Regions from separate parts of the Mus musculus genome. Here region 2 is linked to region 1. The links are chromatin loops, found by intact Hi-C in ENCODE. Cell type or tissue: heart. All regions are shown on one strand. Each heading gives the region's core, and the rest is flanking DNA. Links, peaks and the distances in the headings are about the cores only. Region 1 overlaps Tpm3 (tropomyosin 3, gamma). Region 2 has its middle 8.6 kb from the start of Gm46811.

Region 1 (4,387 bases), core at 233-4,232:
CCGCGCGGGGCTCGATTCTTTCCAGGGTCTAGCCTGCTCGCGTGAGCACTTAAGTTTCCTCCGCATCCGCTTACCGGGCCATCGTAATCGAGTCCCACCCAACCTTAGGACTCCATGACTAGTCCGGGTTTCCAAGGCTCCATGGAGCTGAGCACAGCAGAGGGACGCCGAGCCCTTCCCTGCTGCGCCTCGGCTCTCCGTGCGTACCTGCTCCCGGGCCCGCCTTTCTCCCTCCACTTCCCGCTGGAGGCGCTCGGCCCTTTCCTCCGCATCATCAGCTTGCTGCTGCAGAACCTGGATCTTGCGCTTTACCGCCTCGATGGTGGTGGTCCCGGCCATGGTGCCTACAAGCTGCTTCTGGAAATCAGGTTCCTACCTCCTCCGCTCGGCGTTGTAGCCGCTTTTCACCCTACTTCCGCCTGCTCCGCCCTGAAATACCGGAACTCACTCATACGCCGGGATGTGACGCCGCCGCCACCGCGCGTCCTCCCCCTGCCAAGCAGGCGGGAACGCAGTCCACTCGGGCAGCCCGCAGAAAGTGAAGGGTGGAGCCTCCCAGTAACCCTAGGCGACCACTCAGGGCCGTCTTTCCTTAGTCCAGTAAAGGGGGCGGGGTTTGGTAAGGCTACCATAGTAACTGAGAGGCGCTTCATAGTCTAGCCTCACCCACCAGGCTGTCTCGTAACAATGGCTGTCCCATTTACTAAAATGGTGCTGTCGTGAACACTTACGCAGTTGACCCCTCTCTTATCCGGTGCCTCCCTACCACTGCGTCTGCTCCCGCTCCGCAATTTAAAATATCCCATGTGCTTCCACTTCTACTCAGTCTAGGACAGATTCCAAAACCAGGTTCTGAGACAAGCCTAGACAGAAGACTCTAGCCTTCACCTTGCAAGGAGTCCCAGTGAGGTCCTTTGAAAATCTATTAGGAGGAGCTGTGGATATTGCTCAGTTTGTAAAGCACTAGCCAAGCACATTCGAAGCCCTGGGCTGAATCTCCAGGAGCACTTAAACTAGCCTAGTGGCACGTATCCATAAGTACCATTCGGTACTTAGTGGGTGAGACAGAAAGAGCAGAAATTCAAGGTCATCTTTGGCTACAGGGTGAATTTAAGGCTAGTCTGAGCTACATAAAACGCTGTCTCAAAACAACCCCCAAAACTGTTGAGACAGTTCTCTCCCATCTGGAAGTCAATAAAGGAACTACCAGATGGAAGAGATGGGCAAGTTGGCATTCTGTTAGGATCAGCTCGGGACTTAGGTGTTTTGTTTGAATATCAAGCTTCTCTCCTGTAGCTTTTGAGAGACTCCATACAAATGAGCAGTTAACATGTCACCCTCTTTGACCCCTGGAATGATTTAGGACTTGGTAATTTAATATCTGTGTGCAATCCCTCTTGTAGACAAGATATTTACACCTCTAACATATCCTTGGTGCAACAGCAAAACGATTGTGGAATCTCACCTCTAAATTGTAGTAACTTTCATTAGTTTTACTTTGGCTTTCAGGTACTCCAAAGAATGAGTTAAAAACTACTTCTACAGGACCTACCATTCAGGATTTCTGGAAGCACAACTATAAAGAGGTTTATTTTGTTTTCCCTTTGCTTCTCTAGGTCTTTTGTTTTGTTTTTTAAGATTCATTCATTTATTTATTTTACGTATGAGTGCTCTATCTACATGTGCACCTGCATGCCAGAAGAGGGCATCAGATTACATTATAAATGGTTGTGAGCTACCCTATCTTCGCTGGGAATTGAACCCAGAGCCTCTGGAAAAGCAGCCAGTGCTCTTGACCACTGCGCCATCTCTCTGGCTCCTGCTTCCCGAGTTTTTGTTTGCTTGGCTTTATTTTTGTGTTTTGCGATTGTATCTCAGGTGGTCCTGACTGGCCTCCAACTCACTTTTGTAATTTTGGGTGGTCTTAACCTCTGGGTCCTTCTGTATCAGCTTCCTGAGAACTGAAATTTCAAGTGTGAACTATCACATCTTTATTTCTCTGGATTTCTACTGCCTTCTCAGTAACTAACAATGACAAATCCCTCCTTTGATAAACCTCTTCCCTTCCCTTGAGAAATAGGATATAGAGAGGATTTAGAACTAAGAATATTAACTCGGGGCTGAGGATTTAGCTCTGTGGAGTCTCTGGGTTCAGAAAACACTTATATCTGGTTCTAGGTCTCAGGCTGTTCCTTTCTTTTGGGGAAAAAAAAAAGATTGCTGAACAATGAGACTATTCACAAAAAAAAAAAAAAACTTGAACAAACAATAATTTTCTCAGCAGCGTATCCTGTACACATTGATTACTCCCCACTTCCCCAGGAACTAAGACAGAAGACAAGGTTCTGGCATGCAGGAAAATTGTTTTGATGGCCTAAGTATTTCTCAAGCTTGTTTTGAGTTAAGTTTCATCAGAGGAGCTGCTGGTGAAAATTTTTATCATCTGAGTTCTGACCAGCAGGTGGCACTGTTGTACCTCCCTGAAACCTTAGACCTGCTCAAGGCCAATCAAAGTTGAGACAACACCAAATTGCATTCCAGAGGCCGGTTCCTTTGTACAGATAATCTCCTTGTGATCTAGGGAAGCAGATGAGTTGACTCCCGGTAGCTTTCAGAGGCATGATGGATTGGCAGCCAGAAGACCAACCAGGGCTATTGTTTTCCTAGTGACAAACAATGCAGCATACCAACAGGTGTCTGTGACCATCCCTGTCTCCTATTTCCTCATCCTTCCCAACACTTGTTCCTAAAAAAAGGGTGTTGTGACTCTTGTGTCCAGAGTCCCACCCCTTGCATTCCTCTTTCTCCTATTTGTCCCTAAACAGCTTCTAATTTCATCTTGGCTTAAGAGCATCTTATGGCTGGGATGGTGACCTGCCGCACAAACCTGAGGAACTGAATTGAGTTCCCCAGCATGCACAGAAGAGCCAGCTGTGGCTCTGCGCATCTGCAATCCCAGCACTGGGGGAGGGGCAGGGGAACAGAAACAGGCAGATCCCAGGGCTTGCTGGCCAGCTGGCCTCAGTGAGAGACCCTGGCTCCAAAAACAAGACGGACAGATATACAGGAAGGCATCCAATGCCTATCTCTGCCTCCAGACCCTCACAGGCAAGCACACACATATAAACAATACACACACACAAGGATCTTACACATGGTTACACAAAATATAAATACGTTCTTACTGTCAGCAGAGTGTAGCATAAACATGGTTAAAATTGCATATTTTGGGGCTGGAGAGATGGCTCAGTGTTTAAGAGCACTGACTGCCCTTCCAGAGGTCCTGAGTTCAATTCCCAGCAACCACATAGTGGCTCACAGCCATCTGTAATGGAGATCTGAAGCCCTCTTCTGAAGTATACTCACATACAAGAAATAAATAAGTCTGAAAAACAAAACAAAACAAAAACCTGTGTATTTTGTGTATGTATATTTTGCTACAACTTAAAACTATAACAGTAGCTAATAAACTCTGGGAAGAAAAAACAGGATTGGGCTGACCTTGCCACACCAGTGCCCTCTCTTTGTTCAAGCAGCCCTAAAAAAATCCCACACATTCAGGAAGGCTTCTCAGATAACCAAACTACTAGTGTAGACACGTAGCAGTTGGCTCCCTCATTCCTGTTTACTTATTTATTAATCTCAAGGTCGGAGGCTAAGCTGTTAGCCCTTTTTGTATTAGACAGAGCACCCTCTCCACAATGATGCACACATTCCGATCTTCGTTCTCTAAGTAAACCTCAGCGCTCTTCCCTGGTCCATGCTCTTCTCAGCTCCTACAGACACCCTCCTTGCTTTCTTGTTCTCTTCAAAGCAAAGGTCAGCAAAGTTTTAGTAAAGGGCCAGATGGAATGTCTGGCTTACAGGTCATGTGGACTCTATAGCAGTTATTTTATTGCACAGGAAAAAAAAAAAAACACTAGACATGTGTTCTCATAATACTTTACTTCCAAAACCAGTCTGTGGCAGGCTTAGCCCACAGGTGGTACTTGGAGAAAAGATGCCTTTCTTCCTGCTTCTGTTTCAACAAATTTCCCCCTCTTTTTTGTTTATTTGTTGTAGTTTTGTTTTGTTTGAAACAGATTCTCTCTCTATAGCCATAGCTGTTCTGGAACTCACCATGTAGACTAGGCTGTCCTCAAACAAAGATCTGCCTGCCTCTGCTGCCCTGCCCAGTCAATTTCTTGTTCTTGTATGGATCAATGAGAGGTACTTACTGAGTATGTGAGAAGGTAACAAAGGAGACAGGAGTAAGTTGAGGATTTAAAATAAGACAAAATTTTACATATTTAAATTTTTTTAGCCAGGTAGTGCTGGAACAGAGAGGGAGCAGCTTGTACCGGACAAGACTTTTAGACACTGAGGCTGCCTTTAGTGCTTGTCACCA
Region 2 (4,387 bases), core at 171-4,170, 210 kb after region 1:
TTGCTGAGACATTAGTCACACCTTCCTATCCTGGACTCACGGTGTCTCTGATTATCATGAAATCATTAACGTTAACAGGGAGGACATTCCTTGGAGGAACATGAAAATATGTTCATTATTATACAAACAAGCCTTACTCCCACAGCAGCCGTCAACTCTCGTGGAGGCCCACGCCTGCTGGCCCTGTTCCAGGGGCAGGAACCATGTCGTTTTGTCTCTATCAAGGCCATGCCACAGCTGGTGGCAAGAAGTGTGCAAAGGCCCCCAACTCAGATGAAGCTGGGGTTGGGTGGCACCCACTGCCCTTCACTTGGACCCCTGTTCCCGAAGCACAGCTGTTCTTCTCCACCCCAAGGCAGGTGCTGTTTCCTTAGTATGAGCTCTGGTCCCATAGCTGTTGGTGACCTTGATGCCCCTTTCTGCAGCCGTGTGCTCTCCAACCCTGAACCACTCTCTCCAGCAAGGATCCCTGTGTCCTCATTTGGTTTGCTAAACTGAGGCTGGCAGCCGGCCAACTGGGAGTCTGATCCCCCGGGCAAAGGCATAGCACTTTCAGGGGTGACTTTGAAGAGGTCTGAGCACCAGGGGAGGTCACAGAGAGGAAGGACAGAAATCGGTTCCTTAAATTTTTCTCCCCTTTGGTTTTTCTGAGATACGGTTTCTCTGTGTGGCCCTGGCTATCCTAGAACCTGCTCTGTAGATCACAGCTGGCCTTGAACTCAGAGATCTGTCTGCCTCTGCCTCCAGAGTGCTGGGACTAAAGGTGTGCGCCACCACAGCTCCGGCTAGATCCTTAAACTGAACCAGGGGCTTCCCTTTCACCTCTGGACTTGCCGTGAGACTTTGATGCTTAGTTTGTATACACTTTAATGGACCTTTGAAAACGCCTCCCATTCTGTCCGGGATCGCAGGGCTCTGTCACATGGAGTACAGGAGGGCAAACAACCTTAAGAGCCCAACCTGAGAGTCTGAGTTGGATCTTACAGAGGCAGCAGAAGACAAAGTTTTGATTCTGGAAGTTTCTAACTATTTCCCTTAAGTTCCATTCCCAGCTCTGCTGGCCTCTTTGGGGGGACCTGCACACATGTGACAGGCACAGACAAATAAAATAAAATAAAATAAAATAAAATAAAATAAAATAAATAAAATAACATGTGTTAAAATCTTGGACTGGAAAGATGGCTCAGTGGTTAAGAGCACTGGCTGCTCTTACAGAAGGTTAAAGTCAATGGAAAACCCAGAAATCTCGGAAATGTTCATGCGGAGCGCTTGGAATAAAATCACAGCCATTTCTGAGAAATATCTCTGTTACTTAAAGTACCTTACTGAGAAGGTCTTACTTAAGGGGAAGAGTCTCCACCACTGGCTTCCTGTGGGTGTGTCTCACGGGGGATTTGTTCCTTTAGATCTCCAGAGATGAAAGGAGACCGAGGGCCCCTTAGGAGACTTTTGTTTTATTTTTTTCTTGACAGAGTCTTGCTATGTAGCCCAGGCTGGCCTGCAGTTCACAGTTCTTGCCTCTCAGCCTGACCCTTGTGGGAGTTACACCCAGCCAGTTTTAAGAAAAACAAGTTCTTGGTTTTATGGGCTGGCCTTCTCAACTCTAGCCCACTTGTGTTCTCAGGACTCCCCTATTCCCCTTGAAATAAACGATCACTATTTCCATTTCTAGCCAAGTGTCCTTGATGCAATCTTCTGGCCTAGGACAACAGCCTGGACCCAGATGCCCTCTGAACTCTGACTTGAAGCCTGAAGTTAATCATGGTTCTTTATTTTCTCATCTCTTTTTTGGATTCTAGTTAAAGCCTAAATATAGTTCTGAGACACTTTGGGTTTTCTTACTGGTTCTTGACCGTCAAGCCAAACTCAAAGGGCAGGACTTCCTCCTTCTGGCAGCTGACGGGATCTCTACTTTCCTGCTTGTTTTTGTTGAGTCAGAGCCCTGGCTGTCCTGGATCTCACTATGTAGACCAGGCGGCTGTTCATGAATTCAGGGAGATCCACCTGTCTCTGCTTCCCAACTGCTGGATTAAAGGTGTATGCTACCACAGCCAGCCTTGCTCCACTGTCTGTCTGTCTCTTTCCTTCTTTCTTCCATTTTTTTTTTAAGATCTATTGATGTATGTTATGTATATGGGTGCTTTGACTGCAGATGTGTCTGTACATCAGAAGTGGGCATCAGATCACATTGAAGATGGTTGTGAGCTGCCTCAGGCTGCTGGTAGTGAAAGTATAACATCGTAAAAACAGAATTCTAGGCCTTTAGGCCCAGGCTTGGGAATGTGGCCTTTGTAAAGGTAATCATAAAAGAAATAGCGACATTCCTCCATCCACCCGCTTCCTGGGTTCAAAGAGTGCTCATTCAAAGAAAGTCACCCAGAACCTGCAATGCAAATGTGCTATTGTTGGGGGCTCTTAAAAACTGTCTTGAGAGTTAACAATTACCAGGTATTCCTTGTGACTCTTGTAACTTTACACTTCCTTGTGACTCTTAACTGGTATCTTTGGTATCTTCCATCAACGCCCTCCCCACTTCCTTAAGTTGTGGTTTCTTCCTTTAAATACCCCCTTACCCAGCTACTCGGGGCGCCACGGTCCTCTACCCCTGCGTGGTGTATGACCATGGGCCCGAGAGCGCTCTTGAATAAAAAATCCTCTTGCAATTTGCAGCAAGACCCGTTTCTTGTGGGTGATTTTGGGGTGTCACCTCTCCTGAGTCAGAACATGGGGGAGTCCTCACGTTGTGGGTCTTTCAGGAGAACCTCTGGAAGGGCAGCCAGTGCTCTTAACTACTGAGCCATCTCTCCAGTCCCTGCTTTACTGTGTCTCAACCAAACTACAATACGAGGTTTTCTGGAGCTTCCAAAACAACAACAAAAACCAAAGCAAGATCCCTAAACTAAGTTCTTTCTTTCTTTCTTTCTTTCTTTCTTTCTTTCTTTCTTTCTTTCTTTCTTTCTTTCTTTCTTTCTTTCTTCCTTCCTTCCTTCCTTCCTTCCTTCCTCTCTCTCTTTCTCTTTTCTTTCTCTCCTCCTCTTTTCTTTTCTTTCTTTTCCTCCCCCTCCTCCTTCTCGTTGAGTTTTCTCTGAAGCTGAGAGTGACCTTGAGTCCCTGATTTCCTGCTCTTCCTCTCTTCCAAGGACGATAATGTCCTGGGAGTTGGGTGGGGCACTATCTCAGCCAGGCTGTTTGCGGCAGCAGTGCAGGGACCGGTGGCTGCTGTGCAGCTCTTCTTGGGGACAGCTGCCTCGGACCTGAGTTACAACCAGCAAAATGGCCTAAGAACAACATCTGTGAAATCAAAGCGGACCTGGGCTTTCTCTTTCCCTTTATGTGTATTACGTAGCAACATTTTCCGTGAGCATTGTTTCTATAATGAAAGGAAACTTTTCATTAAGAAGCTATAATCTCATCTCTCTTTTTGTCTTTGTTTCATTTTTTGGTTTCCTGAGGTGGATCTCCTATTATGTAGACCCAGCTCTGTAGACCAGGCTGGCCTTGAACTCACAGAGATCCACTTGCCTCTGCCTCCCAAGTGCAGGGATTAGAGGTGAGCGCACTGTGCCCTGCCTCCCTCTGTGTTTTTAGTAGGTTAAACTGTCTCAGAGCAGTTGTCTATGAAGGCCAGGCACAACACAGGCCTGTGGTTCCAGCTCCTTGGAAGGCAAAAAGATTATTTGAGCCCAGGAGTTCAAGGCTAATTTGGGCACCGTAGCCGGACTGAGTCTTTAACAGCCAATTGGGCATCACACACACTAAAATTGAAACAGCACAGAGAAAACAAGTGTGGGCCCTGCCCAAGGATGCAAATGTAAACCCATCTTTATTTTAAAAAACTGACCAACCAAAGAAACCCAGCAAGGGAACAAAGCGATTAGAGTCAAAGTCTCCCAAAGACATTTGTCCTGGAGGGGATGGTAGGTATGAGGTGACTCACGGTACCCTCTACTAAAGCTTGATACTCTGTTTTTAAAAGACAAGGGTTGTAGAAGCGATGTTTTAGGTGGAAACTCAGTTTAAAATAATCCAAAATGAGCACATCTTTGTTAACTCTCTGTCTCTGTCTAACTTATTTCTACTTTTTTGAGAGAGGGTTTCATCATGTAGCCCAGACTGTCCTGGAATGCGTTATGTAGACCAGGCTGTTAATTAGCTCTCAGTGGATGCCTTTTCTTGCCTCTACCACACCGGTTCACTCTTTGACAAGTCAACTGGATTAATCTGCAAGTGCAGTAATGCAGCTTTAAATGTAATTATTTCGAATCTGTTGTCCTATTCCTTTGTACACACGTATCAGAAGGCAAAGTGAGTCATTGAAAAGCCACGGAGGAAGCATTGTGAGTGAATGGTGAGCTCACTGTGACTCACAGTGTGGGGAAAGAAACTG

Evidence for each region. A loop is a pair of places that touch in the nucleus more often than their neighbours do. Peaks named below come from ENCODE experiments on the same cell type or tissue, not always from the same donor. Only the 100,000 strongest peaks of a DNase experiment are listed, where the experiment ranks them.
Region 2: it touches region 1 in a loop (2.8-fold over the local background); 4 of 42 quality-filtered maps call a loop at or near these places.

Annotation. Positions count from the first base shown.
Region 1 is chr3:90,075,684-90,080,070 of GRCm38, reverse strand. All of the region lies in intron 2 of Tpm3 (tropomyosin 3, gamma), which reads right to left. Among named protein-coding and RNA genes, the nearest start is that of Tpm3, 5.2 kb to the right of the region's middle. In heart, for the core only: CTCF peaks have their summits at 1,695 (motif pointing right) and 2,459 (motif pointing right); DNase peaks (open chromatin) are centred at 520, 2,600 and 2,940; H3K4me3 peaks cover 1,515 bases; H3K27ac peaks cover 1,557 bases.
Region 2 is chr3:89,861,337-89,865,723 of GRCm38, reverse strand. No RefSeq gene overlaps it. Among named protein-coding and RNA genes, the nearest start is that of Gm46811, 8.6 kb to the left of the region's middle. In heart, for the core only: a CTCF peak has its summit at 1,894 (motif pointing left); a DNase peak (open chromatin) is centred at 1,893.